Regions from separate parts of the Homo sapiens genome. Here region 1 is linked to region 2. Evidence: chromatin loops called from intact Hi-C (ENCODE). Cell type or tissue: heart right ventricle. All regions are shown on one strand. Each heading gives the region's core, and the rest is flanking DNA. Links, peaks and the distances in the headings are about the cores only.

Evidence for each region. A loop is a pair of places that touch in the nucleus more often than their neighbours do. Peaks named below come from ENCODE experiments on the same cell type or tissue, not always from the same donor. Only the 100,000 strongest peaks of a DNase experiment are listed, where the experiment ranks them.
Region 1: a loop joins it to region 2, with 9 times the contacts of the local background. A loop is called at or near these places in 13 of 110 quality-filtered maps.

What each region holds. Positions count from the first base shown.
Region 1 is chr16:22,156,448-22,172,461 of GRCh38, forward strand. It overlaps SDR42E2 (short chain dehydrogenase/reductase family 42E, member 2), which reads left to right and starts at 6,059. Exons shown (of 13, transcript NM_001394319.2): 1 at 6,059-6,117; 2 at 9,100-9,190; 3 at 9,803-9,987; 4 at 10,457-10,552; 5 at 12,998-13,055; 6 at 14,386-14,504; 7 at 15,809-15,884. The coding sequence starts at 9,136. It overlaps VWA3A (von Willebrand factor A domain containing 3A), which reads left to right. Exons shown (of 34, transcript NM_173615.5): 34 at 1-517. In heart right ventricle, for the core only: no CTCF peak of the experiment used is centred there; no DNase peak of the experiment used is centred there; H3K4me3 peaks cover 622 bases; H3K27me3 peaks cover 2,316 bases.
Region 2 is chr16:22,091,581-22,107,594 of GRCh38, forward strand. VWA3A (von Willebrand factor A domain containing 3A) reads left to right here and starts at 961. Exons shown (of 34, transcript NM_173615.5): 1 at 961-1,071; 2 at 5,279-5,365; 3 at 5,992-6,115; 4 at 8,614-8,738; 5 at 8,836-8,913; 6 at 11,895-11,949. The coding sequence starts at 1,058. It overlaps LOC105371129 (a long non-coding RNA gene), which reads right to left and starts at 651. Exons shown (of 4, transcript NR_188624.1): 1 at 628-651. It also overlaps a transcript of MOSMO not described here. In heart right ventricle, for the core only: a CTCF peak has its summit at 7,600 (motif pointing left); no DNase peak of the experiment used is centred there; H3K27me3 peaks cover 686 bases.

The DNA of each region.
Region 1 (16,014 bases), core at 4,901-12,900, 65 kb after region 2:
CATCCTGACCACGCAGACCTCTCGCACTCAGCACTCTATGTCACGCCACCTTGCTCGCTGATCTAACTCTTCTCCTTGATGGTGAGCTCCTTCGGGATGAGACTGGTGTCCCAGGATCTGCAGGTCCCCAGAAGCTGCCACATAGGAGACACATGGTGAACAGTGAGCAGGCGGCTGAGCTGTGAGAGCCTAGCTCTGGAAAGCAGCTGATGGGGTGGTCTCCACCCTGGTTCATAAGAGGCTAATGCAGAGTCACAGTCAGCCCATCCTGGGGGAAGAAGAAACAAGTGAGCCTCAGCACCACCCTCCATCCCTGCCCAACCAAACTGAAGTGAAGGCTGCTCATCTGGGTTCATTTTCTAAAATTAAAAACAATTAATTTTATTCTACTAATAGGATCAACATGACTTTAACTGTTTGAAGTGATCATTGGCGTGTGTGTGTGTGCATAAATTTTTAGTGACATAAAACTTTATTAAAAGACTCATACCATAATAAAGAATTTCAATAAGAAAAAGATAAACATCCATTTTTTTGTTTTTTTTGGAAACAGAGTCTCGCTCTGTTGCCCAGGCTGGAGTGCAGTGGTGCAATCTCGGCTCACTGCAACCTCCGCCTCCTGGGTTCAAGCAATTCTCCTGCCTCAGCCTCCTGAGCAGCTGGGACTACAGGGGCCTGCCACCACGTCTGGCTAATTTTTGTTTTAGTAGAGACAGGGTTTCATTATGTTGGCCAGGCTGGTCTTGAACTCCTGATCTCAGGGGATCTGCCCGCCTTGGCCTCTCAAAGTGCTGGGATTATAGGCGTGAGCCACTGTGCCTGGCCCATCTCAATTTTTTTTTTTTTTTTAGGCACAGTCTCACTCTTTTTGCCCAGGCTGGAGTGCAGTGGCACGATCTCAGCTCACTGCAACCTCCGCCTCCCAGGTTCAAGCGATTCTCCTGCCTCAGCCTCCCGAGTAGGGTAGCTGGGATTACAGGTGCCTGCCACCACGCCCAGCTAATTTTTTTTATTTTTATTTTTAGTGGAGACGGGGTTTCACCATGTTGGCCAGGCTGGTCTCAAACGCCTGACCTCAGGTGATCCGGCCCGACTGAGACTCCCAAAGTGCTGGGATTACAGGCATGAGTCACCGCGTCCAGCCCATCCAATTTTTAAAATGGACAATAGGTACATGAAAAGGTGCTCAACAGCCTTACCTGCCAGGGAAGTGTAAATTAAAACCACAGTGAGATGCCACTACACTCCCACTAGAATGGCTAAAATAAAAAAGACTGGGGTTGGGCACAGTGGCTCATGCCTCTAATCCCAACACTTTGCGAGGCTGAGATGGGAGGATTGCTTGATGCCAGGGGTTCAACACCAGCCTGGGCAACATAGCAAGACCCCATGTCTCCAAAAATTTAAAAGAAATTAGCCAGGCATGGTGGCCCAATGCATGTAGTTTTAGCTGCTCAGGAGGCTGAGGCATGAGGATCAGTTGAGCCCAGGAGTTTGAGACTACAGTTAGCTATGATTGTGCCATTGCACTCCAGCGTGGGCAACAGAGTAAGACCCTGTCTCTTAAAAACAAACAAACAAAAAGACAAGATGGCCAGGCATGGTGGCTCACACCTGTAATCCCAGCACTTTGGGAGGCCAAGGTGGGCGGATCACATGAAGTCAGAAGTTTGAGACCAGCATGGCCAACATAGTGAAACCCCGTCTCTACTAAAAACAACAAAAATTAGCTGGGCATGGTGGTGCACACCTGTAATTCCAGCTACTCAGGAGGCTGAGGCATGAGAATCGCTTGAACCCAGGAGGTGGAGATTGCAATGAGCTGAGACTGGGCCATTGCACTCCAGCCTGGGCAACAGAATGAGACCCTGTCTCTAAAAACAGAACAAAAAAAGAACTACAATATCAAGATGTGGAACAGTTGGAACACTCATATTCCAATTAGGGTAGGGGTTGGGGTAGGGACGTATAATTTGACTCAATAACTTTGGAAGACTATTTGGCAATTTCTACTAAAGTAAAACATATGCCTACTCTATGATCTAGTAATTCCACTCCAAGGGTAATGAGTGCATATGTTAGACAAAAGACATATAAGAATTTTTCCAGCAGCCTTATTCATTAGAGCTCAAAATTGGAAACTACCCAATGTCCATCAGTGGCAGAATGTGCAAATAAAATCTGATACATTTTACAGTGAAATATTATGCATCAATTTAAAAAGAATGAACGGCTCATGTGGTGGCTCACACCTGAAATCCCAGCACTTTGGGAGACCAAGGCAGGTAGATGGCTTGAGCCCAGGAGTTTGAGACTAGCCTAGGTAACATGGTGAGAACCCATCTTTACAAAAAAATACAAAAATTAGCCAGGCTTGGAGGCATATGCCTGTAGTGCCAGCTACTCAGGAGGCTGAGGTGCAAGGATCACCTGAGCCCAGGAGAGGTTGAGGCTGCAGTGAGCCTTGATCATGCCACTATACTCCAGCCTTGGCAATAGAGTGAGACCCTGCCTGCACCCCCAAAAAAGAATGATCTATACAGCTATATTCAACAAGATGCATCAGTCTCATAATATTGGGCAAAAGAAACCAGACACAAAGGAGTACATACTGTATAAAGTCATTTATATGAAGTTCAAGAACCAGCCAAACTCCTTATTGGTGATTGAAGTCAAAATACTAGTTACCCTGTGGGATGGGGGACACAAAGGGGACATCTGGTGTGATGAAAATATTCTATATATTGATAAAGGTAGGAGTTACATTGAGCTATACATAAGTAAAAATTCATCAAGTTGTTTAAAAACACTCAGTTGTGGCCAGGTGCGGTGGTTCACGCCTGTAATCCCAGCACTTAGGGAGACCAAGGCAGGCAGATGGCTCAAGGCCAGGAGTTCGAGACCAGCCTGGCCAACATGGAGAAACCCTGTCTCTACCAAAAATACAAAAATTAGCCAGGCATGGTGGTGGACGCCTGTAGTCCCAGCTACTCGGAGGCTGAGGCAGGAGAATCGCTTGAACCCGGGAGGTGGAGGTTGCAGTGAGCTGAGATCGTGCCACTGCACTCCAGCCTGGCAACAGAGACTCTGTCTCAAAAAAAACGAAACTCACTTGCTAAGGCTTGATGAGACCCTGCTTTGGCCAGGCTCTGTGCTGGGCCCAGGAAGGCAGTGGTGACCACAACCCCTGCCATGGTAAATCTCAGTCTGGTCCATCTTGCACAGCTGCCATTTTGGGTCACGTCTGTAAATACAGAGAAAAGGGCCTGTGGTGGTTGTATTCATTTGCTAGAGCTGTCATAACAAAGTACCACAAATTGAGTGGATGAAACAACAGAAATGTATTCTCTTATTGTTCTGGAAGCTGGAAATTCAAGATTAAGATGCCCTCAGGGCCATGCTCCCTCTGAAGACACTGGGAAGGATCCGTTCCAGACTTCTCTCCTCCATTCTGGTAGTTCCTTGGCTTTGGGCAGCATAACTACAGCCTTCACATGAAGCTCTGCCTATGTGCATGTCTCTGTTCAAATTTCCCCTCTTTATAAGAACACCAATCATACTGGAGTAGGGGCCCACCCTACTCCACTATGACCTTAACTCATTACATCTGCAGTGACTTTATTTGGAGAGTTAGGGTTAAGTACATGGGATTGGGACTTCCACATATGAATTTTGTGAAGAACACAATTCAACCCGTCACAGATGTAAGTTATGCTTCTCTTTGCAAGACAATATCAGCAGCTGGTACTGGGGAATATGAGTTCTCTGGCCCTGTTGGTGGGAGAAGAATAGGCTGGCCTTTGTGAATGGAAGGTTGAACCAAACACATGGCTTATGAAGTGGGGAAGGACAGGACCTAGGTTCAAATCCCAACCTCCCATGTAATGAGGAGAACAGCTACCATTGTTTGCACACTGATTGAGCCAGCACCATGCTCAACATTTTGCATAGAGCATGTTAGCCATAAACCTCACAGCATGACAACTATAAAGTGCACATCATTTGCAGTTTACAGATGAGGAAACTGAGCCTCGTAGCTGCTCAAAGACACACAGCAAGAAAGTGGCAAAGCCAAGATTTAAATCCAGGACTGACCCTATGGCTTTTCCCCACCACATTTGGAGCCCCTTTTCTGAACCTGTTTCCCTGTCTCTAAAATTGAGCTAAAACAGAGTTGTGAGGATTAAACAAGATCTCTTACCATCTGGCTCATAGAACATGCAGACTAAGATTTTGTTTTTCTCTTCCCCACACCTATGCCCACAGAGGGTGTTGTATGGGTGGAGGCTTTTTCAGTTGCCCTTTTCAGAGCAAAGTGACCAGCCCTTCCTGCTCTCAGCCCCTGTGGCTCCATTACAGCAGTTGTGAGCTCTTGGGCACATGCCTGACCCTCCAATACTGCCACTTGAACATGAGTTTTCTTTTACTGAGACAGGATCTCACTCCATTGCCTGAGCTCTCCAGCATGAGACTGCAGTGGCACAATCACAGCCCACCATAGCCTCCACCTCCCAGGCTCAGGTGATCCTCCTGCCTCAGCCTCCCAAGTAGCTGGGACTACAGGCACATGCCACCATGCCCGGCTAATTTTTTTTTGTAATTTTTTGTAGAGATGGGCTCTCACTATGTTGTCCAGGCTGGTCTTAAATGCCTAGGCTCAAGTGATCTGCCCACCCCAGCCTCCCAAAGTGCTGGGATTACAGGCATGAGCCACCACACCCAGCTGAACATGAGTTTTCAAAGGATGATATGATCCAGCACTGAAGAAGCACCCATCAAAATAGAATGATGTGATTGATGCATAAATCAACAGAGATAAGTGGAAGATTGCAAGACAGGGAGAGTAGATAGATGGGTAGAAGCAAGGAAAGAAAGATATATGTAATGAATTAGATGGGTGGAAGGTTGGATGGATGGAAATTTGGATGGATAGGTGGAAGGATAGATGATGGAAGGTTGGATGGACAGGTTTAAGAATGGATGGATGACAGGTTGTATGGATAGGTTGAAATACAGATGGATGGAAAGGACAGGTTGAAATAAAGATGGATGGAAAGCTGGATGGACAGGTAGAAGTACAGATGGATGGAAGGTTGGATGGATAAGCAGAAGGATGGTCAGGGAGAAGATTGGATGGATAAGTGGAAGGATGGATGATGGAAGGTTAGATGGATAGGTGGAAGGCTGGATGGATAGGTGGAAGGCTGGATGGATGGAAGGTTGGATGGATAGGTGGAAGGATGGATGGATGGAAGGTTGGATGGATAGGTGGAAGGATGGATGGATGGAAGGATGGATGGATAGGTGGAAGGATGGATGATGGAAGAACTTTTTTGGTTTTTTGTTTTTGTTTAAATATTTGCAAATCATTTATCTGATGAAGGATTTGTATCCAGAATATACAAAGAACTCTTAAAAGTCAACAAATAACTCAACTGAAAATGAGCAAAGGATTTGAACAGACACTTCTCCAAAGAAAACACATTAATGTGCCAATGAGCACATGAAAACATGTTCAGCAGCATTAGCTATCAGGAAATTCAAATGAAACCACAATGAGACACCACTTCACACCCAGTAGAATAGTTAAAATTTTAAACATAGATATAATAATAAGTGTTGGTAAGGATGCGGAAGTATTGGAACCCTATACACTGCTGGTAGGATTGTAAAATGGTACAGCTACTTTAGAAAACAGTTTGGCGGTTCTTCTCTAAACACAGAGTAATCATATGACCCAGCAATTCTGCTCCTACATATAGATGAAACCCTTTTTCTTGGGGTTCTAGGACGACTTGGCCTGCAGGACAGAGCCCGGCACGCAGGGCCTTTGCGTCTTTTCCCACAAGAAGCGTGGACCATTTCGCCCATCCCAGCCCTACTGGCTTCAGTTTCCCCTCTATGAGAGCCCGCGGGTCTCCACCTGAGAGAATGCAGGTGCTCCCGCGCCGGGAGTGGGCGGGCAGAAGAGCGGGCGGGGGGCGGTCCGGATGCCTCGTCCCGCCCCGCCCCGCCCCTTTCTGCCCTCCTCGGGAGAAGGAGGTGGCCCGGTGGCCCTGGCGGCGCGGAGACTGGCGCAGCGCGGGGAGCACGCAGCGCCGCGGGAGCCCGGGCCAGGTGAGCGAAGCCCGGACGCGGGCCAGGGAGGGACGCAGGTGCTGGAGGGACAGGGAGGGTGAGGGAGCCAAGAGGGGAGGGGACCCCCACCCTGGAGCTGCCCGCGAGCCCAGCGCTCTCAGGGTCAGTCCCTGATGCTCCCCACCCTTTTGCCAGTTCCTTCCACCAAACCCGCTTTTGGGGTCCCCATCGACCTGGATTCCGGCGGAGACACTGTCTGTGACTCCATCAAAGTTTCCTCATGTTCTCTGGGCCTCAGTTTCCACCTCTGGGTAATGGGAACCATAGCCTGTACTTCACTGAACTTCCAAAAGAATGAGTGAAGCCATGTCCAGGGTGGGTCTGGCGCGCGACCATAGCACAGCCAGATCCCGAACACGCCCCAGAGATTTTGTTCACCCAGCAGCATTTGCTGGCCGCCTGCTTTGCGCCAGGCACTGTTCTAGGTGCTGGGACACTCCAGGGAATGAAATCCTCCTGGAGCTTTGCAATCTAGCCTCGCAAGGCATTCTGGCGTCTGTTTTCTCATGACCACCCTGTGAGGAGCCAGAGCAGCCAGAAATATTTGGGTCCATTCGCGGTTGTGGGTACTAAGGTACAGTGAGGTTTTAAGGCCCTTACCCAAGGGCACACCCCAATAAGTGAGTATCCAAGGCTGAGTCCAGCCTTTGCCACAAAAGGCATCCTCTTAGGGTAGAAAGTCAGCTCTGGTCCCATAGACCCTTCCCCAGAACAGAGTCCTCTGGGCCTGAGTACAGGAGGAGGGCTCGCTGTGGGGCTGCATCCTCTCCTCTCCCTCTCGGGGATTTAGGCCCCTGCTCATGATGGTTTGCAGTCTCTCTCATTAAATCCATGAGTGGGCTGGGCGCAGTGGCTCACGCCTGTAATCCCAGCACTTTGGGAGGCTGAGGGTGGCAGATCACTTGAGACCAGGAGTTTGAGACCAGCCTGGCCAAAATGGTGAAACCCCCGTCTCTACTAAAAATACAAAAATTAACCAGGTGTGGTGGCGCGTGCCTGTAGTCCCAGCTACTCGGGAGGCTGAGGGAGGAGAATTGCTTGAACAAGGCAGGCGGAGGTTGCAGTGAGCCAAGATCACACCACTGCACTCCAGCCTGAGCAACAGAGTGAGACTCCTTCTCTAAATAAATAAATAAAGCCATGAGTGTTCGTGCTTATACGGGGCAGGACTGTATTCCTCACCCAGACATTTGGTGAGCAGGGCAGTAACAGAGGAAATTAAAAATACAGCCCCTCTAGCTGCCAGAGTCCCTGCCCTGTGACCACCACCAGCAAAAAAACATGGGGCTCATCAGTCCAGTCACTCAACAAATACCCGTTCTTTCATGCAGCCAGTATATGCCATGCAGGGCAGAGATGCACCTATCTGTATATGTAGGGCCTGGCGCACAGAGGTCCCTAGCACATGGTTGCTGTTGTTACGGTTAATGATCACCTAGCCCTGGTCATCCAGCCTCATCCTCAGGTGGAGAGGGAGGTCGGGAGGGGGGTGGGGGGATGGACGATGGTGACAGTGACTGACAGCCTGGCTTGCCCTGAGTCTAGACTGAGGGCTGGGCACAGTGGCTAACGCCTGTAATCTCAACACTTTGGGAGGCCAAGGCAGGAGAATTGCTTGAGTTCCAGGAGTTCACTACTAGCCTGGGCAACAGAGTGAGACTCTGTCTCAAAAATTAAAAAAAGATCTAGGGAGCTGGATGCGGTGGCTCACACCTGTAATCCCAGCACTTTGGGAGGCTGAGGTGGGAGGATCACTTGAGGTCAGGAGTTCAAGACCAGCCTGGCCAACATGGTGAAACCCCATCTCTACTAAAAATGCAAAAATTCACCAGGCATGGTAGCATGCACCTGTATTCCCAGCTGCTTGTGGGGCTAAGATGGAAGGATCGCTTGAGCACAGAAGTTTGAAGCTGCAGTGAGCTATGATTGTGCCACTGCACTCCAGCCTGGGCGACAGAGAAAAGAAAGTAGTCTGAGGCTGCAAAGAACAGGATCCTCAGTGCTGTCCCCCTAGGCCCATAGACCAGACCCTAAAGCCTGCAGAGGGATTGGGCAGAACGTGTGGTACCAGCCACCCACACTACTGTCGGACCTTGGAGGACCAGAGGCGTCAGGCATCAGGGTGGAGACAGGCACAGCACTTGGAGTCATGTGCAAGTTTCCAGGGTGCAGAGTCCTTTTGGATCCATGTGGATTCTCCTCCTCCTCCTCTTTCTCTTCCTCCTCTTCCAGAAGGCTCTCCCAATCTCCCCAGTCAGAAAGCAGCCACCTCCCAGTCTGGTGAGGTTCCCGCTGGATGATTTGCCCTGTCTTCCTTTGGTACTCCATGGAAACTGGAATTTTAAGGAACTGGTAGATAAGTCAGGAATGCTTAATGTCAACCTCAGTTACACAGCGTGACTTTGGGCCTCAATTTTCTTAGCTCTAAAATCCAAGTCTTGGCTGCCTTGTCTCTGACTCTGTGCAGAGGACAGCAGCCACACTGGAGTTTTTTGTTTGTTTGTTTGTTTGTTTGTTTTTGAGACTGAGTCTCATTCTATTGCCCAGACTGGGGTGCAGTGGCACCATCTCAGCTCACTGCAACCTCCGCCTTCCAGGTTCAAGCAATTCTTGTGCTTCAGTCTCCTGAGTAGCTGGGATTACAGGTGTGCCCCACTACACCCGGCTAATTTTTGTATTTTCAGTAGAGACAGGATTTCACCATGTTGGCCATGCTGATCTCCAACTCCTGGCCTCAAGTGATCCGCCCACCTCAGCCTCCCAAACTGCTGGGATTACAGACGTGAACCACCACGCCGGGCCCACACTGGAGATTCTTGAGATTCTGAAAGGGGCAGGTTCCCTGGGAACTCAGAGAATTTCTAATTTCCACCTGGAGTTCCCCTCAGTCCTAGAGGTCTAATAATTTATGTGACTTGAAACGATTCTAGAGCATTCTTTCTTCTATTTTTTTTCCCACAGGTGGTCGGTTTCTGGGTCTGCATGGCTCAGTAGAGGATGAAGTCCAACCCCCCACGCTCCTCCCTAGAGGCCTGCAAAGCTGCAGGCCAGGGTGAGAAGAGCTGCCCTGTCTGCCAGGCCTGTGGAGAGGTCTCAGGTCCAAGGTCTGGCTCAGGGTCTGAGTCAAGGCCTGCACCAAAGCCTGGTGCCATTCCAGGGCCTGGACTGGGGCCCAAAGCTATTCCAGGACCTCAGGCGGGTTCTGGTACTGTTCCGAGGCCTGGTGCTATTTCAGGGACTGGACCAGGTCTAGGGCCTGGGCCAGGAGCTGGGTCTGTACCTGGGCCAGGAGCTGGGTCCGTACCTGGTCTAGGAGCTAGGTCCGTACCTGGGCCAGGAGCTGGGTCCGTACCTGGGCCAGGAGCTGGGTCCGTACCTGGGCCAGGAGCTGGGTCTGTACCTGGACCAGGAGCTGGGTCGGGACCTGGTCTAGGAGGTGGGTTGGGACCTGGTGTAGGAGCTGGGCCAGGAGCTGGGTCTGTACCTGGGCCGGGAGCTGGATCGGTACCTGGGCCGGGAGCTGGATCGGTACCTGGGCCGGGAGCTGGATCAGTACCTGGGGCAGGAGCTGGGTCTACACCTGAGCCAGAGCTAGGGCCTGGGCTCAGACAGGGGTCTGGGACTGGGCCCAGACCCAGTGAGTCAACAACAACCCCAACACCAGCGCCGCAGCAGAAGACTCAAGCCAAACCTACAAAGGCTGCCAGGCAGAAGGTTCTAGTGACTGGAGGAGGAGGCTACCTGGGCTTCAGCCTGGGATCCCACCTAGCCAAGAGCGGCACTTCCGTCATTCTGCTTGACCGCCGCAGACCCCAGTGGGAACTGTCCCCGGAAACCAAGTTCATCCAGGTACAAGGAACAAGGGTCTTAATAGACTGGGGCAGTGGTGATGGTCAGGGGACAGTGTTTGATGTGAAACCTGTGGTGTGGAGTTTAGGGGCACACTGTTTGAAGCCAGACTGTTTGAGCTATAGCTCTGGCTCTGGTGCTACCAGCTGGGTAGCTATGGTCACAGAAAGGGGACAATAGTAACCAACACCTACTTCACAGGGTCTCATTGGGAGTTGATGAGACAGTGCACATAAACCTAGCACAGCCCCTGTCACCTACAGAGCGTGATGAATGAGCACGGGATGTTGCTCACGGTGCCCTGTAGAATCATTTAGTGAATCCTGCCCCACCAGCCTTTCCTGATGCTACAGAGGCTTGGCCTGGGCTGGGTCAGGGGGCCAGTTCTGAGACCAGGCAAGGTGCAGAGGTGTTATCTCTTGCCTTGGACTTGAACCCCCTGCCCTCATCTCTTCTTCCTCTGGTGCAGGCTGATGTCCGAGATGAAGAAGCCCTGTACCGTGCCTTCGAAGGGGTGGACTGTGTCTTCCACGTGGCTTCCTATGGAATGTCCGGGGCTGAGAAGGTGGGCTCCTCACACACAACACCTGGAGTTAGACAGAGTGGGGTTCCAGTCCTGGCTCTGCCCTCACACCCATGCATTCCCTATCATGCTTCACCTATTATAGGAGGGACTTGGGCTACTCCCACCCTGCATCCTGCATCCATGACACCAAATACCAGTTCTGCCATTTTTTTTTTTTTTTTTTTTTTTTTTTTTTTTTTTTTTGAGACTGAGTCTCACTCTGTCACCCAGGCTGGAGTGCAGTGGCACAATCTCAGCTCACTGCAACTTCCATCTCCCAGGTTCAAGTGGTTCTTCTGCCTCAGCCTCCTGAGTAGCTGGGATTACAGGTGCCACCAACACGCCCAGCTAATTTTTGTATTTTTAGTAGAAACAGGGTTTCACCATGTTGGCCAGGCTGGTCTCAAGCTCCTGACCTCAGGTGATCTGCCCGCCTTGGCCTCCCAAAGTGCTGGGATTACAGGCAGGAGCCACCGCACCCGGCCCCATTTCTGCCATTTTATAACTGTGTTATCTAGGGCAAGTTTATTTAACCTCTTTGATCCTCTTTCATCATCTGGAAAGTGAGGATATTACTATTGGTAATATCACAACCTCTTCAGAGAGCAATGTAATAGTATCCACCAAAACATATGTATACCCGTTGCCTCAGAAATTACACTCATTTGTGTATTTGCAGCATTGTTTTTAATAACAAAACACCAGAAATAACCTATCAGTTGAGGACTATTTAAATAAATTGTGTTTTACAGTCAAATTCTATGCAGCCATTCAAAAGAAAGAGGTAACTCAAAGTGTGCAGATTAAAAAAATAGTTTCCAAGGTGCAAAGCAGTGTTTGGCATTCTCCTGTTTGTTTCCAAAAAAAGCTAAAGAAACTATTTATTTCTATAGTCACACATGCTTATATGCTGATATTAATAAGAATAGATTATCTCGAGAAACACCGGAAATTTAACAGTGGCTGCCTCTGGGGAGGGAAAAGGAAGATTTGGAATCAGGAGTAGGAGGGAACCTTCTTTTTCACTATACACCCATTTTACTGTTTGAATTCTTTTTAACCTTGATCGTGTTGCCTATGAAACAAAAACAGCCACAACAAGAATAAATATAGAGCCAGGTGTGGTGGCTCACACCTGTAATCCCAGCACTTTGGGAGGCCAAGGTGGGAGGATTGCTTGAGCCCAGGAGTTCGAGACCAGCCTGGGCAACATAGTGAGACCCCTATCTCTATTTAAAAATAATAAAAGTAAATTTTATTATTTTTATTTATTTATTTATTTTTGAGACGGAGTTTCGCTCAGTCACCAAGGCTGGTGTGCAGTGATATGATCTCAGCTCACTGCAGCCTCCACCTCCCAGGCTCAAGCGATTCTTCTGCCTCAGACTCCTGAGTAGCTAAGATTACAGTTGCACGCCACCACACCTGGCTAATTTTTGTATTTTTAGTAGAGATGGGGTTTTGCCATGTTGCTCAAGCTGGTCTCAAACTCCTGACCTGAAGTGATCCGCCCACCTCGGCCTCCCAAAGTGCTGGGATTACAGGCATGAGATACCACACCTGGCCAAAAATTTTTAAAAGAATAAATATAGGCTGGAAGCAGTGGCTCATGCCTGTACCCCCAACATTTGGAGAGGCCAAGGCAGGTGGATCACCTGAGGTCAGGAGTTTGAGACCATCCTGACCAACATGATGAAACCCCATCTCTACTAAATACAAAAACATTAGCCAGGCATGGTGGTGCATGCCTGTAATCCCAGCTACTTGGGAGGCTGAGGCAGGAGAATCATTCAAACCCGGGAGGCAGAGGTTGCAGTGAGCCAAGATTGTACCACTACACTCCACCTTGGACAACAAGAGCTAAACTCGGTCTCAAAAAAATAATAATAATAAATATAGCTTAAAAATAAGCATGGAGCTCATCTCCTGGTGTGATGAGAATTAAATGAGATCATGGATCAGGAAGTTCTTGCCCTGTTCCTGGCCCACAGGAGCCCTCACAGCGGCCTAATTTTTGTTTTTCACATCCCAGCTCCCTCGTGAGGGCCCAGCCCATATTACCATGTTCACCTTACAGATAGGGAAACTGAGGCTTTGAGAGTAGGAAAATGACCCAACAGGTTCTGAGCCCATCTTCTGTGCCAGGCACTGTACCAGGTCCTCTCAAGTGTCTTATTGAGTCCCGCCCACCACCCAGGGGAGGAGGTTGGCCCTCACTTTACAAATGAGGTTGCTGAGGGACAGATGTGTGGGCAGAACCTCCTCTGGCCACCCAGGAAGATGGTGGCAGAGCCAGGCACCCACACTCCAGGTGGGCCTTCGGGATCCCTGCCTCTGAACTGAACATCCTGCTGCCCTGTCCCACCTGACCCCAAGCTCAGCCTTCCAGCCTCAGCAAGAAGGCATGGGTAGCACCATGACTTTCTCACCTGTCTTGTCTTTTAGCTGCAGAAAGAGCAGATTGAGTCTATAAATGTTGGAGGCACCAAACTAGTGATTGATGGTAGGTGCTCAGAGCCGGGTATGACCTGCTGTGCCTCTCCCCCTCTCTCCCTTCTCCTGCTGCAGGCCTGGCTCCCAGGGTGTAGGGTCAAAGGGAGGGCCTGTGGGCAGCGCATCCTTCGTGCACTGCAGACCTCCCCAGGGCCCTGCATGGGTGTGTCAGTGTGGCCTTAGCATGTCTGGGAACATGGGGACCAGAGTTACCTCTCAGGGCTTAGGGACTGGAAAAAGAAAAGTTGCCGAAGCTGGCTGGGCGTGGTGGCTCATGCCTGTAATCCCAGCACTTTGGGAGACCAACAGGGGTGGATCACCTGAGGTCAAGAGTTCGAGACCAGCCTGGCCAAAATGGTGAAACCCCACCTCTACTAAAAATACAAAAAATTAGCCAGGCGTGGTGGCGGGTGCCTGCAGTCCCACCTACCTAGGAGGCTGAGGCAGGAGAATCGCTTGAATCTGAGAGGCAGAGGTTGCAGTGAGCCGAGATCGTGCCACTGCTCTACAGCCTGGGTAACAAGAGCAAAACTCCATCTCAAAATAAATAAATAAATAAAATTTAAAAATAAATAAATAAGTCTGGGCGAGGTGGCTCACGCCTGTAATCCCAGCACTTTGGGAGGCCGAGGCAGGTGGATCACCTGAGGTCGGGAGTTCGGGGCTAGACTGACCAACACGAAGAGATCCCATCTCTACTAAAACTACAAAATTAGCGGGGCGTGGTGGCGCATGCCTGTAATCCCAGCTACTCGGGAGGCTGAGGCAGGAGAATCGCTTGAACCTGGGAGGGGGAAGTTGTGGTGAGCCGAGATCGCGCCATTGCACTCCAGCCTGGGCAACAAGAGTGAAACTCCGTCTCAATAAATAAATAAATAAATAAATAAACAAACAGATAAATAAAAAGTTACTAAAGCACCAAAATCGCAGACCCATGTGTGGGCTGCCTGGGCATGTCCTGCCTTATCCCGTATGTCTTTGATTCTAGAGTGTCTTTTTCTAAGTCTCCATCCAGTGAGACCTTCTTCTGACCTGTCTCTGGCAAGGTAGCCCAGGGGTCCAAGCCACAATGAGAAAGAATAAGGAGCAGACCTGGCTCCCAGGGGCCCACAGAGCAGGAACTTGACCTGCACCCTAAGTTAAGGGCAGGAGACTCTTCCCTCCTGAACAGCTGTAGATTCTGGGAGGGTCCTGGGGGTCCAAGTTGTGTGTTGAAAACTTGGTAGAGATCTGCATGACACCTCCTCAGCCGACTCTATGCTCACTTGTGTCCCGTGTGTGTCTGTGTCTTTGCATGTGTGTGTGTGTTTATTTGTTGCTATGTGCACCTGCTGCTGCAGTCTGTGTTCGCCGGCGGGTTCCAAGGCTCATCTATACCAGCACTGTCAATGTTGCATTTGGAGGGAAGCCCATAGAGCAGGGCGATGAGGACTCTGTGCCATATTTCCCATTGGACGAGGTACCTGTCTTCCGGGAGAGGTGGGCAGGACCCGCGGGCCCGGGACCCACAGCTCAGAGGGGAGGGATGGGTGGAAGCAGGGTTGGTTTCACAACTCAGGATACGTCCTAGCAGGAAGGGGCTCCCAAAACTGGGTGGCGTCAGCACTCTCCTGTTTCAGTTGGTCACACCTGCAGGGGCATTGAAATCAGACAGGTCTGGCCTTAGCCTCAACCTGGCCGCATTCTACCCATGTGACCCTGACCCTGAGCAAATCACTTAAGCCCTTTGAGCCTGTTTTTTTTTCTTTTCTTTTCTTTTGTTTTTTTGAGACAGAGTCTCACCCTGTCCCCAGGCTGGAGTGCAGTGGCGTGATTTTGGCTCACTGCAACCTCTGCCTCCTGGGTTCAATAGATTCTCCTGCCTCAGCCTCCCAAGTAGCTGGGATTATAGGTGCATGCCACCACAACCAGCCAATTTTTGTATTTTTAGTAGAGACAGGGTTTACCATGTTGGCCAGGATGGTCTCCATCTCTTGACCTCGTGATCTGCCAGCCTCAGCCTCCCAAAGTGCTGGGATTACAGGCGTGTTGTTTGTTTGTTTTGTTTTGTTTTGAGACAAGGTCTTGCTTTGCTCTGTCACTCAGACTGGAGTGCAGTGTCATGATCTCAGCTCACTGCAACCTCTGCCTCCCGGGTTCAAGTGATTCTCCTGCCTCAGCCTCCCCAGTAGCTGGGACTACAGTCGTGCGCCACCACGCCCAGCTAATTTTTGTATTTTTAGTGGATACAGGTTTCATTGAGTTGCCCAGGCTGGTCTCGAACTCCTGGGCTCAATCAATCCTCCCTCCTGCGGCTGTCAAAGTGCTGGAATTACAGGCATGAGCCACTGCACCCGGACAAGCCTCTGTTTCTTCAACCCAGTATGGTAACACTATCACCATGGGGTTGTGCAGAGCAGGAAATAAGATAACCGATGTGAAAATGCCATGTGAACACAAAAGAGCCATGTGTAGGTAATTCATCCAGCATGTGTCCAGCATCAGCCTTGCAAGGACAGGTGTCTGGGGCTGGCAGGAGCCTCCCTGAGTCGGCTGCCCCTGGTCATTGTTACTGCTCCGAACCCAGTGCTCCTCTGCTCCTGTGGCTCTGGAAGGAGATGCACTGTTCTCCCACCCAGGGGGAGAGGAAAGGCCATGGGGCTCAGGGCCTGGCCATATCCCAGTGGGAGTCCCCAGGGAAGGTGCAGCCCTGGGGCTGGGCAGGCATTGCCAGCAGCATTGCTGACCCTCTCTGGTGGTTCTGTTTTTCCTGGCCTCTGGCAGCACGTAGACCACTACTCCCGAACCAAAGCCATCGCCGACCAATTGACCCTCATGGCCAATGGGATGCCTCTCCCAGGTGAGTATCATGGGGCTCTGCTTGTACCAAATGCACCTGCCCACTGCTGCCTCCTCCAAAATACATGTGTGATTCATGCTAACATGTGTCTGAGGCCCACCTTCCTTCCAAAGGACGGTTTCCCAGGGCC
Region 2 (16,014 bases), core at 4,278-12,277:
GAGTCTCACTGTGTTGCCCAAGCTGATCTCAAATTCCTGGCCTCAAGCAGTCCTCCCGCCTCAGCCTCCCAAAGTGCTGGGATTACAGACATGAGCCACCACCCAACCTCATGTTCTAACTGATAAAACTTACAAGTTTATAAAACTTATAAAATTCTCAGAAAGTGAAAACTGATTTGAGAAATGACCTGGATATGAAAAACTAAGTACAGATCCTTTAGCGACTTACAAGTTGGTTGACTTTGGTGACATCACTTTGTCTCTCTTGACCACTATAAAAGAAGGGTTTGGAGAGATTCCCAGCTATGGGCCAAGGACTAGTTACATCATAATCACCTGGGGCCATTGTTAAAAAGTCACATTCCCACACCTTTTCACAGTTCTGAATCAATCTCCTGAATGGGAATGTTTTCCTAGCAAACAATCCAGGTGATTCTCATGGGCATCCGGGCTTAGGAACCACTGTGGCAGATGATCTCTTCTGATGCGAAGAGGTCACTGAGCTTGGCTGTGTTAGCCAGGTTTAGGTGGGGCTGGACCGGGTAGGGATAGGGGACTGTCTGACCTCTCCCAGGGACTGTGTTCAGGGAACCCAAGGGAATCTGAGAAGGAAGAGAAAGTTACCACCTTTGACACATGTGGCAGAGTTCTCTGGAACCTCTCCTCTGTTCCTACCACAGGAAGGCCACAGGCACGCACCAGGGCTGTACTGGCCTAAACCATAGTTCTGTGCTGACTGAGAGGTTCTGAAATTAGAAAAGAGGTCTAAATCCTGCTTCCAGGTTTTTGTGAGGTGGAGAAAAGCAGAGTGACCTGGGAGAAGTGGTTATCAACAACACAGCTGGTGACTTCTTCCCTGGGGTGAGGAAGGTTTTCCCTTTCCCTGCCCCGAGCTGCAGTGGTGCAGTCTGTTACCTTGGAGACCAGCTAACACATTCCCGCAGGGCAAGCTTCGCTGCTGAGTTGCTTGGAGGAGCTTGGAGAAACCAGAAGTGAGATCCAGGAGAAGTAAGGCCCTGGAGTGCCAGGAGCCCTTCTCCCAAAGATGGAGAAATAAATGAAGAAATACAGGTGAGGGTGAGCATCACAAGGGTTGACAGGGGTGGTGAGAGGGTGTCGGGGAGGCCAGATACTAAGCTCTGGACTGAGTGAGAAGATCGAGGGAGCTTGGGGTGTGAAGTGTCCACTCCCTACATGCCGAGCATTGGGCTAAATGCTGGGGTGCCAGTAGACAAGGAAGTCATGGAGCCGGTCTAGGAGACAGGCCATGACAACTCCATATGACCAAGTGAAGGGGCAGCGACAGGAGGACTTCCACAGGAGGAGTGGTTTCCTCCCTGGGGACAGCAAATGGGATTCAGGAAAGACTCCTATTATTATTATTATTATTTTCACCCAATAATCAAGGTTCCCTCTCTCCCTTGGACCAAAATGCCATCTGCCATGGCCTGGTTGTTCTTTTCCTCTCCTGCAATCACCTCCCAGGGTAATTCAGCTCACCTTTGCCTAAACTCTGGACCTGCTCTGAGTGCATTTATTCAACAAATGTTTTTTGAGCAGCTACTGTGTTCTAAACTCTATTTTATGCAAAAATGTCCTAGCTGTGAACATTACTAAGTCCCGGCCCAAATGGATCTACTTCTAGTATGTTTATGTAGGAGGGGTGCGCGGGGGTTCAGACAGTAAATAACTAAATATATAGAAAATTTAAAACAAGTAGATAAGCAAATATATAGAATGTATTTACTGTTAAGTAAATAAGTGAATATATATAGTGAAACATGCTGTGGGGAAAGACAAAGCCAGGTGGAGGAGGTGCTGTTTGAGTTAAGGTACTCACAGAAGACCTCTCTAATAAGATTTCATTTGAGCAAAGGCCTGAGGGAAAGGGCTGCGTCCTGTTCATGTCTATCTCCCCAGCACCCGTTCTCTCTGGCACGCAGTGAGTGCTCTATAAATGTTCATGAAACACATGATTGTTTTTGTGTCATATGCTGAAGTGCTTGAAGATGCAGCCCATATTTTATGGTATTCTACATTTGTATAGTACTTCATATTTCACAAAGCAGTTCTACTTTCTCAATTTCATTTGATCCTCTTGATAACAGCATTGAAGTAGGCAGGTCAGTTACTGTTATCCCCATTCCATTCTAAAGATGAAGAAACCAAAGGTTCAGCACTTTTTTGTTTGTTCGTTTGTTTGAGACAGAGTCTCACTCCAACACCCAGGCTGGAGTGCAGCGATGCGATCACAGCTCACCGCAGCCTCAAACTCCTGGGCTCAAGTGACCTGCCCACCCCATCCTCCCTAGTAGCTGGGACTACAGGTGCGCACTGCCATGCCCAGCTAATTTTTGTATTTTTTTTTTTTTTATATAGAGACGGGGTCTCGTTATGTTGGCTAGGCTACTCTCAAACTCCTGGCTCAAGCAATCTCCCTGCCTCAGCCTCCCAATGTGCTGGGATTGCAGGCATGAGCCATTGCACCCGGCCCCGTGCTTTTTCTGGAGCACTATTTTGTTTTGTTTATTTTATGCAGTTCAACCCCTTCTCCATCAGCCTGCACCAGTCACCCCAGAATCTAGCCATGCAGTCCTCTGAATTCATTAAGAGCTGTTAATCACTGGCTGGAAAGAGGGAAGTGAGACACTATGGGGCGGCCAGTGTTCATGAGGCATTTCTATTTCAACAGTCTCTGCCATTAGAGTCTCCCAGGAAAGCTTGCTGAAGTAAAGCCAGTTTTTTTTTTTTTTTTAAAGCATTGCCACATTATCCTGGTGCTTCCCAGAAAACAAAGCATCCTCTGAATAAAAGATTAAAGACTTGAAAGAGAAAAGCAAGTTGCCAAACCATTATTAGGCTGTTTAATTTAATGATTTCACAAGAACACACACTCTAAGTTGCAACTTTATTCAGAGTCTCTCACTTGCTGTGTCTTAGCTGGTATTTTTTTGGTTGCAAATAACAGAAAGCTAAAGGAGCTAGCTGAAGCAAAAAAAAAAGGTAGAGAATTCTAAGAAACAGGGTATCTCATGGAACCCAAGAACAGAAAGGTCTCACACGTGCCTGGGATATATAATTAGAAATTCAAGAACCAAGGCAGGTTGGGCGTGGTGGCTCAACACCTGTAATCCCAGCACTTTGGGAGGCCAAGGCAAGTGGATCACCTGAGGTCAAGAGTTTGAGACCGGCCTGGCCAACATGGTGAAACCCCGTCTCTACAAAAAATACAAAAATTAGCTGGGCATGGTGGTGGGCGCCTCTTAATCCCAGCTATGTGGGAGGCTAAGGCAGGAGAATCACTTGAACCTGGGAGGTGGAGATTGCAGTGAGCCAAGATCATGCCACTGCACTCCAGCCTGGGTGACAAGAGCAAGACTCCGTCTCAAAAAAAAAAAAAAAAAACCAAGGGAGTCTTTCAACCTCCTGCCCCTTCACCTTCCCTTCTCAAAATATTTATCGAGTGTCTGCCAGTCCCTGCTCTTACATAACTTACAGTGTAAGGGGACAGACACACAAATTTTAAAAAATCCCTCTAATGAATGTATCGTTCCAAATTAAGATACCTGCCCTAAAAGAGCATGGTTCTATGAAAGTCTGTATAAAACAAAGGAAACTGAAATATAATGGGATGCTGGAGATTTCCTGAAGGAAGTGATATTCAAGCTGAAATGTCAAGATGATTAGGGTAGGGGAGAAGAAGAACGTTCCAGAGCAAAGACAGCAGCACATGAAAAGTCCCTGTGGTTAAAGGAACTATAGAGAATTCCAGAAACTGGAAAGGGAGGCCCTTGTGGAACACAGAGGAGAGCAGTGGTGAAGTGGGAAATCTAGAGGGGTAGGTGGGAGCAGCCAGACCTTGAGAGTCCTCAGATGCCATCTGAAGGATCTCAGTCTTCATCCTAGAAATAGAGAAGGCTTTGATCAGTTTTAAGCAGGAGGGAGAAAAGGGGGTGTAACATTGGATTTGGGTGTGGATTTTTGTTTATTTTTTAGAAACAGAATCTCCCTCTATTGCCCAGGATTGAGTGCAGTGGCATGATCATAGCTCACTGCAGCCTTGAACTCCTGGGCTCAAGCGATCCTCCTGCCTCAGCCTCCCAAGTAGATGGGACTACAGGCACATACCACCACACCTGGCTAATTTATCTTTATTATGTTTATAGAGATGGGGTCTCGCTGGTTTGCCAAGGCTGGTCTTGAACTCCTGGCCTCAAGTGACCTCCTGCCTCAGCCTGCCTCCCAAAGTGCTGGGATTATAGGTGTGAGCTACCATGCCTGGCCCCTTGATTACTTTCTATTATCCTTTTAGTTCTTTCCACACTTTCCACAATTTGTAATTATTTTATTTAGTTTTTTAATATCAGTCTCCCCCTCTAGAATATAAGCGCTGGGAGGACAAGGACAAAGTCTATCTTAGTGGTTTACAACTAGGGACAATTCTGCTGTCCATGAGACATTAAGCAATGTCTAGAGACATTTCTGGTTGTCACATTGGGAAAAAGTGAGGAGGGATGCTACTGATATCTAATAGGTAGAGGCCAGGATGCTGCTAAACATCCTGCAATGCATAGGACGGCCCCCACAGCAAAGAATGATCCGGTCCAAGAGTCAAAGTGTTGAAGTTGAGAAAGCTTTATCTTGTTCACCATTGTATCCTCAGCACCAAGCACAATGCCTGATACCTGGCAGGTGTTCAATAAGTATTTACTGAATGAATTAATTAAAGAAGAGTTGGCTGAGCACAGTGGCTCACTCTTATAATCCCATGACTTAGGGAGGCTGAGGAGGATCTCTTGAGGCCAGGAGTTCGAGGCTGCCATAAGTTATGTTAGCACCACATTACTTCAGCTTTGGTGACAGAGCAAGACCTTGTCAATAAAATTTTAAAAATGGCCGGGCGTGGTGACTCACATCTCTAATCCCAGCCTAGGTGGGAGGATCACTTGAGCCCTAGAGTTCGAGACCATCCAAAGCAACATAGTGAGACCCCGTCTCTACAGTAAACAGAAAGATTAGCTGGGCATAGTGGCTTGTGCCTGTAGTCCCAGCTACTTGGGAGATTGAGGTGGGAGGATTGCTTGAGCCTGGGAGGTCAAGGCTACAGTGAGCCATGATTGGGCCACTGTACTCCAGCCTGGGCAACTAAGTGAGACCCTATCTCAAAAAAAAATTAAACATGTAGAAAAAGAAGCATTGTGCTGAATATAGATACCCCCCAAAACTATTGTCTGTATGCCACATTTATCCTGTTTTCTGGTATTCTTTTCTTCTTTAGGAAAATAAGCATTGGGTGTTTTGCAATGGCTACACAAACTAGTCATGTCTTCCATGGTCAAGAAAATATGTTTCTGGAAAACCATTGGTAAGCATAGTTCTCTGATTTTTTTTTTTTTTTTTTTTGAGGCAGATTCTCGCACTGTCTCCCAGGCTGGAGTGCAGTGGCACAATCTAGGCTCACTGCAAGCTCTGCCCTCCGGGTTCATGCCATTCCCCTGCCTCAGCCTCCCGAGTAGCTGGGACTACAGGTGCCCACCATCATACCCAGCTGATTTTGTGTATTTTTAGTAGAGACAGGGTTTCACCGTGTTAACCAGGATGGTCTCGATCCCCTGACCTCATGATCCGCCCGTCTCGGCCTCCCAAAGTGCTGGGATTACAAGCGTGAGCCACCGTGCCTGGGCTAGTTCTCTGATTTTGCAAACGAAAACAGCAACAGCATTTTGCTCATGGGAGCTGAGGGTGAGACTGGGTAAATGGTCATTGAATCTTCTTATAGCCACCTGAGGGCTTTAGTTATCTAAATAATAAAATATCTCATGGAACTGGAGTCCACATTTTATCAGGACTCTGCAGGAATCCTTCTCAGTTACTGCACAGAAAAATGTTTCTAGAATCCTTGTAGGGACTAGGGCAAAGAGAGGAGGCACTGGGGGTATCAAACCTATGCCCAGTGCTGGGGCATTGATCAAATTACTTTATGTTTTGTAGCATTAGGAGAAACACTGGCAGAGATTCAAAGAAGCCACTAAAGCAGAAGAATATGAATGGACTTGGGCAAAATTCGGACAATGGATTATTGGTTACACATGTTAACCAGACACAGGACTTACTGGTAAAGACCATGGCACTTTAACTGGGTCGTGATACTACAAATCATTCAGAGAATGCACAGTGTGTTAAATTCTGGGGATTTCTTCCTTCTCATAGGATTCTAGGACTGAAAAAGGAGTAATTAAGCATTTATCTCTAATCCTCTGCCTTCAGAAATGACTGAAGAATCTCTATACTGTTTATATAGAAATTGTTTAGCCTATTTGGCCATGTCACTAAATATTCAGGAGCATGTGAAGACTCTGATCATGTTATCAAGGCCTGAAGTCTTAAGCATTTGATTCTAAAATTCCCCTTCCTGAGATTTGCTTTGCTTTTGAGATTCCCTGAAATCGAGATTCAGAAATCCATTTCAGGAAGTGCTGTTGGACAAATGGGGTATGATAGGAGAATAAACCTCTGACCAGACTACGATTTTAGGCTGACCTTCAATGTGCCTTCCCAAGAGGGTGAGTGGATTGTCTAGAACTCAGAATTCATTCTACCAGGGACACAGTGGCAATCAGTGGTTGCCATGTTCAAGCAAGGCTAGTGCACAACCATGTACCTAACCCACACTAGAGTTTAAATATGATACCTTTGAAATGATAGTCAAAAACAATACAGGTATAATGCTGGCAATTAAACAATCAGAAAAATACTCATGATTTACTTAGGTTCTGGCACTTACAGGAAAGCAAGCTTAATTAAAGGAGACGAGGAAAGGTTGATAGAGTTTTGAGATTCTGAAGAAGTCTTGTAATGGGTTCAGATGTTGATGACATGCATCTTTCCTCTAATTTTATATGAAAATGCATGACTTCCCAGGTGTAGACAGGATCATTCTTATATTTATCAGCCACAGCTGGGGCCTCCTTTGCCTTGCAGATGAACCTGAAGGAAAGAGGGAAAGGATTGCTCCAACACGAAGATCTTACCATTCTCTATGCAAATGAACTAGTAGAGTTACATAATTAGCATGGCCTAAAGTCAAAATCCATAATGTGTTTAATAGTGTATCTTCAAGTATGAATAATACAAAATCTGTGTCCTAAAACATGACATCATTTGAAAAGCAACACAGATGGAAGAAAGGTGAATTATTAAGTCCACCATGCTCACCAGGCACGGTCGTTCACATCTGTAATCTCAGCACTTTGGGAGGCCTAGATGAGAGGATCGCTTGAGTCCCGAAGTTTGAGGCCAGCCTGGGCAACATGGTGAAACCCTGTTTCCACAAAAAAAAAAAAAAAAAAAAAAAAAAATACACAAATTAGTGAGGTGTGGTGGCACGTGCCTATAGTCCCAGCTAATTGGGAGGTCTAGGAAGGAGGATCACTTGAGCCTGGGAAGCTGAGGCTGCAGTAAGCTGAGATTGTGGCACTGCACTCCAGCATGGGCAATAAAATGAGACCCTGTCTCAAAAGAAAAAAAAAAAAGTACCATGCTCGGTGTTTCCAACCAGGGGGAGGGTTGAGTCTGAAAGGTGAGAAGAGTGACATCTAGTGTCCATGTGATAGAGAGCTGTATTTCCCTAGATATGCGACAGGGACCTATGATTTTAGGTGCCTTTCAAGGGCAGGACATTTGTTAGCACAGAATCACATAATGAGAAAGTAATCTTGCCCGTCAGTCCTCTCACTCCTTCATGGAGGTGGTCACAGTTTGGTGCTAGTTTAGAGGGACAACATAGTGCCATGGTTAGAAGCATGACTTGAGCTTTACAGCCTGGGTTTGAATTCCACATCTGCCACTTTCTAGCTGGATGACCTTGGACTGATTACCTAAATTATCTGTACCTCAGTTCCCTGGTCAGCAAGATGGGGTTATCATAATGGAACCCACTTTGTAAAATTAAATGAGTTAACGTACGGAAAGTGCTTAACATGTAATAAGTGCTATCTAAGTATTTGCAGTAATTATGAGAGTGTTTTTCACACTTCTTCAACACTTGCTAATTTCCCTTTGAGACAGACAGCCCAGCAGGCCTCAGGCACAGAACTTAAGTCAAGGTCGCTTGAGCCCAGAACTTCGAAGCTGCAGTGAGCTATGATCACACCGCTGCACTCCAGCCTGGGTGACAGAGTGAGGCCCTGTCTCTAACACGGACAAACCAGGGGGCTGGGTACAGCAGCCCATGCCTGTAATCCCAGCACTTTGGGAGGCCAAGGCTGGTGGATCACTTGAGGTCAGGAGTTTGAGACCAGCCTGGCCAAAATGCCAAAACCCTGTCTCTACTAAAAATACAAAAATTAGCCAAGCGTGGTGGTGCATGCCTGTAATCCCAGCTACTCGGGAGGCAGAGGCAGGAGAATCACTTGAACCTGGGAGGCAGAGGTTGCAGTGAGCCAAGATCATTCCACTGCACTCTAGCCTTGGTGACAAGAGCGAAACTCCGTCTCAAAAAAAAAAAAAGATAGGGTCAGTCTGAGTTGGCGCCCGTTGGGTATCTGTGTGAAGGGAACCTCTTCCTTCCCTCTCTTTCCACTTCACGGTTTGACTCTGGCTTTTGTCTTGCAGAGGCTGCAGGGGAGTGAGACCCAGTCTTCAGATTGGGAGGACTCTGAAGACTGGCTTTCGGCTCACAGTTTAAAATGTCAGAAACTCACCTTGGCTGACCTGATAAGCCAGGGCACAGAAGTGCTGTAAGTCTGAAGCTGTTCCCCGCACCCCCCACAGCTGCAGTGACACATGCAACCCCCTGGGCCCGAGAGATCCCCTCATAAGGCTTTGCTTCTTCAGGGAGGAGGGCACCAATGTCGTGCAGAAAATATGTTTCTCCACCCAGATCATCCGCCATTTTGAGTCAAAGCTTTCTGAGTAAGTATGTTTCTCACTGTCCTCCCAACACCACAGAACTCAAGAATTATGTCATTTCAGTCCGGGCATGGTGGCTTATACCTGTAATCCCAGTACTTTGGGAGGCCGAGGCAGGTGGATCACTTGAGGTCAAGAGTTTGAAACCAGGCTGGCCAACATGGTGAAATCCTGTCTCTACTAAAAATATTTTTTTAAAAAATTAGCCAGTCCTGGTGGTGCATGCCTGTATCCCAGCTACCCTGTAGTCTGAGGCAGGAGAATCGCTTGAACTCGGGAGGTGGAGGTTCCAGTGAGCTAAGAACACACCATTGCACTCCAGCCTGGGCAACAAGAGCATAACTCTGTCTCAAAAAAAAAAAAAAGAAAGGAAAAAGAAAAAGAAAGAATTATGTCATTTCAGTAGCCTGGAAGTAACTTTGTTCAAACAGCAATCTCTGTGGGACCTTGGGCAATAGAGTGGGACCCTGTCTCAAAAAAAAAAAAAAAAAAAAGGAAAAACTACCACTCAGGGAGATGAGCATGTCTCTTCCCACTTCTAGCCCCAATTTCCCCTTTTCTCAAATAGAAAGGTTGGACCAGATCAGTGTCTCTCAGCCTTTTCAAATCCATAGTCTAGGGCCAGGCATGGTGGTCCATGCCTATAATCCTAGCGCTTTGAGAGACCAAGGTGGGAGGATCACTTGAGCCCAGAAGTTCGAGGCTGCAGTGAGCTATGATCACACCACTGCACTCTAGCCTGGGCAACAAAATAAGACCCTATCTCTAAAAAAATATAAAATGAAATCCATAGTCCCTTGGATGACACAGCTTCATCTGGTGTTTAATGGTTAAGAGTAATGACTTTCAATGTCAAATTGATTGCGTTCATAACTTTGCAAATATATGCCAAAAACATGCATGCATCCCCACTCCTAAACCAGATTTTGATAGCACATGTGTATTAGTCCATTTTCATGCTGCTGATAAAGACATACCCGAGACTGGGCAATTTACAGAAGAAAGAGGTTTAATGGACTCACAGTTCCACATGGCTGGGGAGGCCTCACATTCATGGCAGAAGATGAAGGAAGAGCAAAGGGACATCTTACAAGGCAGCCAGGAAAGAGAGAATGAGAATCAAGAGAAAGGGGTTTCCCCTTATAAAACCATCACTCTCAAGCCAGTTAACCAAAAGTCAATTGCTGAATGGCCATTCATGGAATGACCAGTTGCTCAAATTTCTCAAAACCATTTAACTGTAGAATTTATAGTAACTTTTATTAGGTTGGAAGCTTAAACAGGTTTTAAAGAATTCTGCAATGTCTTGGTTTATCAGTTTTAATTGTGAATCCAGTATTTTAAGGAATGTTCAAGTCTATTTAGCTAACTGGTCATTTGGCAAATTGATTTTCAGAGGACTGGCTTTCAGTAAATTGACTTTTAGCAAATTGACTTGGATAGAATCCTGTTGTTACCTTCATGTTGGAGATGGTGAAACTGGGGCTCAGAAAGGTTACCACACCTGTCCAAGGTCACACAGCTAGTAGATGGCAGAGCTGTATCTCAAACACAAACATATTTTATTATAAAGCTCATCTTCAGCTGGGCACAAGTGGCTCACACCTGTAATCACTTTGGGAGGTCAAGGCAGGAGGATCGCTTGAGTTCAGGAGTTCAAGACCAGCCTGGGAAAAATGATGAAACCCCAACTCTACAAAAAATATAAAAATTAGCCAGGTGTGGTGGTGTGCATCTATAGTTCCAGCTACTTAAAGGCTGAGGTGAGAGGATCACCTGAGCCAAGGGAGGTTGAAGCTGCAGTGAGCCATGATCGTACCACTGCACTCCAGCCTGGGCAACAGAGTGAGACCCTGTCTCAAATAAAAAGAAGAAGAAGATAAAAATAAAGCTCATCTTCTTAGCTCTATTCATAACTCATGTATCCCTTATGACTCTATCTACCACCCACTGCCCCATGATCTCATTTCCAAAGACCTTTTTTGTCCCTCTCTAGGCCCCCAAATCTCACCTGCCCCCAGTAAGAACAAGTCAATTAAATTAAAGTGACCTAGTCCTTACCTTGTGCATATGATATATGCTAGTCTTCAACCAGTCATTGCAAGCCAGGCATGCAATAAGGCAAGTTCAAGAAGGTCCCCCAGCTACTTTTCAGAAACTAGGTTTTTTGTTAATCAATCCAGTAGAAACGATTGCTTAACTGCCTCTGTTGTGCCTTTATGATCAGTTTCCAGGAGACTAGGAACAATTCCTTCTGAGAAGACACAGATTTGAGCAAGTGCAAGGGTGGTCTTCCAACTTTCTCGTAAGAACACCCTCCCCCACCCTCCACAGACCTGCCCTCACCGGGCAGAGTGAGCACAGAGTGAGTGAGCTATGTGGAGAAAGGAGACGAGGTTACATGAGCAGGTTGAAGTCTGGGAGGGCCTGATTCCACCCCTTGATCCACCAAACCGTTGTCATTTATCCTGTGCACTGTGTCACCAATAGAGCAGCACCTATACACTCGATCCCTTTCACAATCTCCTTATACCTAGTGCCCTGGCAAACAAGTATCTTCAGTTTTGTCTTTCCTCGATTGTGCCCAGGCTTGAGTGCAGTGGAACAATCATAACTCCATGCAGCCTTGAACTCCTGGGCTCAAGTGATCCTCCCACCTCAGCCTCCTGAGTAGCTGGGACTACAGGCATGCACCACCATACCCAGCAAATTTTTTTATTTTTTGTAGAGACAGGGTTTCACTAGGTTGCTTAAGCTGGTCTTGAACTCCTGGCCTCAAGTGATCCTCCCACGTCAGGCTCCTGAGTAGCCACGACTACAGGCGTGCACTACAGTGCACCTAAAAGGTTCACCACCTTCTTCCAAGAACCTATGCACATTAAAAAAAAAAACAATTATTCATACCTGCCTTTTGTGTATGTAAGTGGCTGTTGCTCAGTGATGACGCTGGCCTTGGGTGATGAGTCTTTCTGATGTCTTGACAGCACTATTGAAGTCTATCAAGAGAGAATTCAGTGGCTCACAGAAAACAGCAAGAAGGTAACGGGCATAGATTTCATTCTTTGCCCCCTTTCACTCATTCCATTTGTATTTGTTAGAACCCTTTCAGTTGCAAATGTAGACCTCCAATATAAATTGCTTAAGCTAAAAAAAGGCATTTACTAACCTAAGTAAATGAAAACCCCAGCCACAGCTGGATCCAGGTGCTCAGATGATGTCACCTCTATGCCTGTGGGCTCTGCTTTCCTGAGTTGGTTTTATTCTCAGGACATCTCTCTTCAGGCATAGGAAGGTGGTGATCAGCAGCTCCAGTAAAAAGGAACTTCACTTCCTGTTCCCTGCACAACTTCCAAATCCTGGGACTGACTCTCATTGACCAATTTACACCAATCATCATAGCCAAGGAGATGAAATATACTATCACTATTTGACTAGGCCTGGAACTAGTGCTGACTTCTGGGGCAAAAATAAAATAAAATAAAAGACAGGGGGGAAGGGGAAAGAGACTGGATTAGCCCCCCAGCCCTCATGGACTGAAAAAGAGAGACAGATGGTTGCATGTGGAAGGCCAGAGCACTGTTACCAGAAGGGGGAATGGGTGCTGGGCAGGTGAGAATGCAGATGTGCACTGGGCATTTGACTTTAGACCCGCAATGAGATTTAGAAGACTAAGGCTGATCATCTGGATATCACTTTTCTTAAAAGTTTGATTAAGGGCTGGGCATGGTGGCTCAGGCCTGTAATCCCAGCACATTGAGAGGCCTAGGTAGGTGGATCACCTGAGGTTGGGAGTTCAAGAGCAGCCTGGCCAACATGGTGAAACCTCATCTCTACTAAAAATACAAAAAATTACCTGGGCGTGGTCGTGCAAGCCTGCAATCCCAGCTATGCAGGAGGCTGAGGCAGGAAAATCGCTTGAACTCAGGAGGTGGAGTTTGCAGTGAGCCGAGATCACGCCATTGCACTCTAGCCTGGGAGACACAGTGAGACTCCCTCTCAAAACAAACAAACGAAAAGAAAACCCACAAAAGTTTGATTAAGGGCTAGGCATAGTGGTGCACACCTGTAGTCCCAGCTACTTGAGAGGCTGAGGCAGAAGGATTTCTTGAGCCCAGGAGCCTCAAGGCTGCAGTGAGCTATGATTTTGCCACTGCACTCCAGCCTGGGCAACAGAGCAAGACTTGTCTTTTAAAAAAAAAAAATTTTTTTTAATTAAATGTTTTTCTCAGAACCCAAGGGTAGAAGAGTGACCATGGGCAAATGAACACTTTGATTTGCTTTCTTGTTTGTTTTAGCTTAATTGCCATCAACTGGCACTTTTCTGGCTTCCCGTTTGCTTCCACCTTAGGCACAATCTTCAGCTCTTGCCTTAAACCCTGGGAAAAGCAGATGCTAAAAGTCATGCTCCCTACTCCCAGTCCCCACCTCTACCCAGATGCAGATGCTAAAAGTCATGCTCCCTACTCCCAATCCCCACCTCTACCCAAGACTAGTGGGTAACAACATAGTGCTAAGCCTGCCTGTCCCGCCAATTCCAGGCTGTGGTCTTCACCTCAGATCCAGAACCTCCTTCACTTGCTTGGACGAGTTGAGTCAACAGATGCTTGTCTGCAGCTATAGCTGGACCCCTCTGGTTGCCCATGGTAACAGGCAGAGAGACCCCACGGGAATGAAATCCTCCCATACTCCATAGGCATCCACGTAGGGCATGCTGCTCTCACCCCCCGACCTCCACTACCCCATCCTCGCACCTTTGTCAAAGTGGGCGGGGATTGATAGCCCCTTCATCCTGCCACCCCTTTCTGACGGAGCTACAGAGAAACCATGGAAGAGCCCAGGGAAACGATCACCTGTAAATCAGCTTACCAGGTCCCTGGGTGTTGAGGCAGGCAGCCTGAGGTGATGGCCAGATAATCGCTGGTCCCTGTTCCTGTTCTGCTCTGTCACTAAGGCCCTAGAAAGTGGCCTCGCTTCTCTGGATCTGTGTCTGCAGAGGATAAAAGGAGAAGTTATAAACTAGTGGCATGCAGGCCAAATCTGGCCCACAGCCATTCTGTTTAGGCTCCCTAATTTTAACTATTTTTCAAATTAGTTGCCAAGATTTTTTAAATCCTGGTATTTCACTTTTATGTCTGCTATCAGACTTCTCTTGAAAAATGAGAATATCTGGTATTACCAGGCTCCAATTGCCTCTTATGTACTTGTCCAGTTATTTCTATGGAATAAATGTCTAGAACTTCAATGGCTAGGTTTAGGGAATGAATGTTTTCAATTCCAAAAGCTGTAAAGCCCTCATGGCAGCTTGTTTTTAATTTAAAAAAATAGAACTGGCTCTAGATTTCAACTTCTTGCCTCCAGATTGGCAATACCCTAGAATATTTGGGTCATGAATTCAACAAACATGTATTGAGTGATTATTGTATATCAGGCACTGTTCTAGGATTGAGACTACCAACATGACCAGTACTTGCTGAAGGAATGGTTCGCTGTCGGGGGAAAAAACATGACCAATACTAAGGTCCTGCCTTCATGGAGCTTACGTGCTGTAAAAAGAAACAAAGCTGAGTAAGGGAACAGAGGGTGGAACAGGACTATTTAAATGGAATGGTTGAGGCCGGGCGTGGTGGTGCACACCTGTAATCCCAGCACTTTGGGAGGCCGAGGCAGATGGATCACTTGAGGTCAGTAGTTTGAGACCAGCCTGGCCAAAATGCTGAAACCCCGTCTCTACTAAAAACACAAAAATTAGCCAGGCGTGGTGATGGGCGCCTGTAATCCCAGCTACTAGAGAGGCTGAAGCAGAAGAATTGCTTGAACCCAGGAGGCAGAGGTTGCAGTGAGCCGAGATCGTGCCACTGCACTCCAGTCTGGGAGACAGAGTGAGACTCCCTCTCAAAAATAAAATAAAAAATAAATAAATGGAATGGTTGAAGATACTCACTCTGAAGAGGAGGCATTTGAACAGGCACCTAAAGAAAGTGTGGGGGTAAGCCCTACCAATATCTTGGGGAGAATGTTCCAAGCAGAGGAGACAGCAAGTCCAAAAGTCTTGAGGCAGGAACGAGCTTGGTATGTTCCAGAAGCAGCACATGGGCCAGTGCAGCAAGCACAGAGTGAGCTATGTGGAGAAAGGAGATGAGCTTAGATGAGCAGGTTGAAGTCCGGGAGGGCCTGATTCCAAAGCTGAGGGCTTTAATAAAGCAGGGGAGTGACCTGATCCAACAAGTTTCAAAAGAATCACGCTGGCTGCTGCATAACTTGACTGCACAGGGGGTAAAAGTGGAAACAGGACAACCGCTCTGGGCGAGAACGATGGAGGCTTGGACTCAAGCTCTAGGGTCGACAGAATGAGATATGGTAGATTCAATGCATGGCTGGAAGGTAGGACCAGCAGAACTTGCTGATGGATTGGATAGGTCTGGGGCCAGAGTGCCTGGGCCAGTGTTGAATGGCATTTACTAAGATGGGGAAGGCTGAGGGAGAAACAGTCTTGAAGAAAACTGAGAGGTCTTGTTTTGGACATGTGAGGCCTGAGGGACTTAGCAGACATCCAGACAGAGAAGCGGAGCAGGATGTTGGGTGCACAGGTCTGAAGTTCCAAGAGAAATCTGTTTGAAGATGGACCTCAGATAATCATTTAGCATTCAGATGGTATTCAAAGTCATGACACTCAGATCACTTAGAGAGTGATCAAAGAACAGTGGTTCTCCACCAGGGGTGATTTTGCCCCACGGGAACATTTAGCAATGTCTGGAGACATTTTAGGTTGTCATTGCTGAAGGAGAGGGGTTGTTACCTACATCTAGTTTATCAGCAGCCAGGGATGCTGCTCACCATCCTGAAATGCACAGGACAGCTCCCTACAACAGATAATTATCCAGCCCAAATGTCAATAGTGCCAAATGCCAATAGTGCCAAATGTCAATAGTGCCAAAGTTGGCAAACCCTGGGGTAGATAAAGAAGAGAGTGGCCAGGCACGATGGCTCATGGCTGCAATCTCAGCACTTTGGGAGGCTGAGGCTGAAGGATCTCTTGAGGCCAGGAGTTCAAGACCAGCCTGGGCAATGCAGTAAGACCCTATCTCTACAAAAAATTTTAAAAAA